2 separate regions of the Homo sapiens genome follow, and region 2 is linked to region 1. The links are chromatin loops, found by intact Hi-C in ENCODE. Cell type or tissue: heart left ventricle. All regions are shown on one strand.

What was found. Peaks named below come from ENCODE experiments on the same cell type or tissue, not always from the same donor. Only the 100,000 strongest peaks of a DNase experiment are listed, where the experiment ranks them.
Region 2: it touches region 1 in a loop (3-fold over the local background); 47 of 110 quality-filtered maps call a loop at or near these places.

What each region holds. Positions count from the first base shown.
Region 1 is chr5:111,761,393-111,763,892 of GRCh38, forward strand. It overlaps a transcript of NREP not described here. Among named protein-coding and RNA genes, the nearest start is that of NREP, 5.4 kb to the left of the region's middle. In heart left ventricle, no CTCF peak of the experiment used is centred here; no DNase peak of the experiment used is centred here.
Region 2 is chr5:112,146,104-112,148,603 of GRCh38, forward strand. It overlaps a transcript of EPB41L4A not described here. Among named protein-coding and RNA genes, the nearest start is that of EPB41L4A-AS1, 13 kb to the right of the region's middle. In heart left ventricle, a CTCF peak has its summit at 1,018 (motif pointing left); no DNase peak of the experiment used is centred here; H3K27ac peaks cover 292 bases.

The DNA of each region.
Region 1 (2,500 bases):
CCCACTTCTTCAATTTGCTAATTCCTGCTCCTTCTTCTCACATTCAGTTTAGGCATCACCACCTTTTTAAGAAATGTTCTTTGAACTGCTGATCTCATTTAGAAAGGAGTCTTTGTGGTCACAGTGCACCAGGTACAGAACTCTACACTTGTCCTTACCACTCTACACCTGAACTTGGACTTTATTTTTCTGTCTTCACCACTAGACTATAAATTCCATGAAGGAACAGATCGCAGGATACATTGTTGATCGCATATGTAACATCCATTATCCCTTTCTTCCTTCTCAACGAAATCTTGATTTTTGTCCTGGTCTCCATCCCTCCCATACAGCCTGCTAGATCCAGGGAAGGTGACGCCAAGGAATAGATTCTAATTATCTTAGCCAATCAGTGTATTGAATTGGATCTGATAATGGGCTAATAAGCAGGTGACCTAAGTTCAACCAATCAGACCGAAGGGAAAGAATTGTATTTCATGCTTAAGAAATGTGAATGCTATTCTTAAAGTAATGCAAAACTGTAGAAGAAATGTAATCTGAAAGTGACAAGATTTTTTTTTTCCAGGGAAGGTTATTCTGAGAGTAATTTGGCGGATGGATTTGAGCACGGAGAAGGGGCAGAAATGAGGAAATGAGTTCAATTTCAGAGAATATTAGAGTAATTCACATGAGTAAATATGAATGGCCCAAATTAAGATGGAGGGCATGGGAAAGGAAAAGAGGGAAGGAGTCAAGTTGCATTATGGAGTTAGAATTGCAGGACTCATTATGGGTTCAGAAAGCACAGGAGATTAGCTGGAGAAAAGAGTCTAAGATGATTCTAGATTCTGGCTTTGTGACTGCTTGGATGATGATGGGATTTCCTAAAACAGAAAATACAGGAAGAAAAGTGTCTATGGGAGGATCAGTGGGTGACACTGAGTTCAATTTTATACCTGTTGAATGTATAACACACATATTCAATGATGTTCCAGTAGCTATCTTTGAGTAATTTTCTTATCACCAGCTCCCTTTTCCTCATGCTTCCTTCCTGTTATGGGCTGAATTGTGTCCCCTCCCCCCACACACCACCCCCAAAATGTACATGCTAAAATCTGAACTCTCAGTACCTCAGAATGTGACTGTATTTGGAGATAGGGTCTTTAAAGAGATAATTAAGGTAAAATGAGGTCATATGGTCGGGCTCTAACCTGAAGTGACCAGTGTCTTTCTAAGAAGAGATTAGGACACAGACACATACATAGGGAAGACCACACGAAGATGTGGGAAGAAACACATCTAACACCAGGGAAACAAACCCCAGTGACACCTTAGATCTCAGAATTCTAGTCTCCAGAACTGTAAAGAAATGAATGCCTGTTGTTTAAGCCCTCCGGTCTGTGGTACTTTGTTATCGCAACCGTGGGAAACTAATAGACCGCCCTTGCAGCAAACATGTGGAAGAGTAAAGGATTTGTAGTATTTGCATTTGTTATGAGGTTTCGGATATTCTACAATGCAAAGTCTGAGGAAGAGCCTGAAGCTAAAGAAGTTATACGTCCAGGGCTTTATCCAAACCCAGAAGGTTGCTTACATATGTGTATAAAAGTTGAAGTCAGGAGGGCTCCACTAAAATTCACGGCTCGTTTTTCTCAGAACAGCATTCCAAAACACATAAGGGAAAGGAAACCGATTTACAATTGACCCTGTCCACTTTCAAGTTTCCAGCTGTATTTACACAGCTGCTGAAGGCAGCACAGATGAGAGATTCTCCCCTTCATCACTGAGAAACCCACACCAAGAGTATGCTCAGTGTCTTCGTATTAGACGATTCAGTAAGTCTCAGGGAGGAACACAAAATATCAGGAACTCAGCCATTGACACTGGGGATGCTGACAATGAGAGGAGGAAAAATAGATGTAAACTTAGCAAATTGTGAAATATGAATGCAAAAGCAAACACAGGAGGACTTACAACCTACATGACTCTATAAAATATGATGAACAGAGCATTTAAAAGATAAAGGACAAATGTAAGATGTGAGGAACTTTTGAAAATTATGGTGCTTTCAATCTTGTATTTTACTCAACACCTGGAAATAATTGTAAATCCCTGGAAAAGTCAAGTTTGTCCTCCTGGAGGTGAAGAACAAGGAGGTTGTTGCAGAAACAAAGAGATAAACGAAAGGAATGTCTCAAAGGAAGATTTATCCAGATTATCCTACCACGCAAAACAGACCATATGAAACACATTTTAAAATTATCCTCCTTCTTGCCTTAAAACTGATCTGCATCATGGTACAAAACTGTAAAAATAATACTGGTAGTTAATGCTGTTCTAAAACAAGAAAAAGAAATTATTTTAAAATCCCAGTACGTCTGTATGTGTGTGTGTGTGTGTGTGTTTGTGTGTGCGCGCACGCGCATGCTTATTTGTGTTAACGAATTTGCATTAACAAAGTAGAATGTTTGTTCCCCCTGGAAGAATTTTTTGAATTTTACAATTATAAATGGGTATTTTC
Region 2 (2,500 bases), 380 kb after region 1:
GTCTTACAGAATCGAGACCACATTCACTATTGTAGACCAAAGTTTATTGAAATTACTACTCCCCCTTTTTAGAAATGTCAAGCATCGCGATCCTCAAACTTCTGCCTTTCAGCCATTCTTGGGCTCACCATGATTTCTGGGAAGGTTTCATATTCTCAATTTCAAGTTCAGAAATATAACTCACCCATTTGACAGACTTCAGATCTCTAATGGAACAGCTGCAATTCTCTTTCAGTGGCTAAAACCAAATACTAACATTAATACATGAACAGCCCACTCATTAGAAACCCAGGTTTTGTGTTTAGTGCTGTTTGAGTAATTCTGTGTCCCACAGGAGCAGAGGATCTTCCAACGCTGTTTGCGCTCCCCAAAGACTCTTGCACCATCAAGCTAACAGCAAGGTTACTGACGGAAACAGATTTTTCTAAAAATATCCTTGGCAATGTGTGGACATGAAACACATGCCACATATATTTAGTCATAAAAATATAAAAAATTTATTTTTGTCTAGCAACTATTTATTTCCAGATGTGTGACTAAGCACAGCAACCAAATCATACCTGACTTAAAAAAAAATTAAGACCAGTCGAGCTGCCTAACCACAGAAGAAAGGTCTATTAATAATTTAACCCTCGTTGCTACTGGCAAGCTGGCTGCAGACTGAAGCACCAGCTTTATCCTCCTGGTTAGCTTAGAACATAGAGTCTGCAGTACAGGAATCTTACCACTCAAAGATGTTTCATACTTGTCTGAATTGGAATGCATAAGATGTAACCTTAACAGGTCTTTTCTATTAATTAGACGAGACTTTTATTTAAAGAAAAGCCTCACCTTGGAAAAACAAGTATGAAAAATATAAAAACCAGGTTTAAAACACCTGGAAAATGTGGTGATTCTACTCCAATATGACTATTCAGTTGTTCATTTATTCCAATTAAAGTGTAATCCTGTAATGTGTAAAGTGTAATGTGCTGCTCTAAATTAGTGTGGGTTTTGTGCTTGGCTTGTACTGCCACCTGGTGGTTTTCTACATGTAGTAACATCAGACCCAGGAATGTCTTGAATTAGTATTCATTTAGCAGTCTATTCAGTATCTCTGTCATTGACAAGTCAGCACTTCAAGTACGATCTATAAAATGGTGGTGGAGAAGAGATTTTACATAAAATCTGTGTTATCAAATTAAGACAAACCACACCTTATTTAATCACATCATTTTTATGTGAACACATTTAGCATAAAGATTAGCAAATCTGAGCCGGGTGCGGTGACTCACGCCTGTAATCCCAGCACTTTGGGAGGCCGAGGCAGGCGGATCACCTGAGGTCAGGAGTTCGAGACCAGCCTGGCCAACATAGTGAAACCCCTTCTCTACTAAAAGTACAAAAATTAGCCGGGTGTGGTGGCATGTGCCTGTGGTCTCAGCTACTTGGGAGGCTGAGGCAGTAGAATCACGAACCCGGGAGGCAAAGGCTGCAGTAAGCCAAGACTGCACCACTGCACTCCAGCCTGGGCAACAGAACGAGACTCTGTCTCAAGAAAAAAAAAAAAAAGATTAGCAAATCCATAATGAAAATTCCATAAGAGAAAAAAATTTAAGGGTAATTACACCCCCAAAATAAGAAAAAAATGAATGAAAAAGACAAGGCCTTTCCAAATATAGGCCTACCTGGCTTTTGATAAAAACAGGCCTAGCGCGGTGGCTCACGCCTGTAATGCCAGCATTACAGCATTTGAGACCAGCCTGGCCAACGTGGTGAAACCTTGTCTCTACTAAAAATACAAAAATTAGCTGGGCAAAATGGCACATGACTTTAGTCCCAGCTACTTGGGAAGCTGAGGCAGGAGAATTGCATGAACCCAGGAGGTGGAGGCTGCAGTGAGCTGAGATGGTGCCACTGCACTCCAGCCTGGGTGACAGAGTGAAAAAACAAAAATAAATTAAAAAATAAACGCAAACACCAGAAAATTGGGAGTTAAATAGTATTACTATAATATAATAGTATTACTATATAATATAATAATATAATAGTATTACTATATAATATAATAATATAATAGTATTACTATATAATATAATAATATAATAGTATTACTATATAATATAATAATATAGTTTAGTAGTATTACTATACAAAAGTAGTTTCCATAGGTTTCTTTGATATGTTTTAGAATTCATGTTTCTCTTTTGTGAAATGTCTCTTTTTGACTTTGGCTCTGATGATTTCCCAGTGTTCATATGGATAAATGTGAATATTTTAAAATTAGGGTTATATTTCTTTTAATTACATTTATTATAAGAATTTTACCAATTGATACATGGAATTTTCTTTAATTATTACTTTAGTGACAGAACAGTTTTAGATTTTCCCAAATCAAGACTACCAATTATTTTCTTATTCCATTTTTTTATTTATTTTTTAAATACATTTTATTCTGAAAGGTAATATTTGTTTTGAAAGGTAACACTTTCTCATGGTTCAAAAGGGAAGAAAAGTCTCT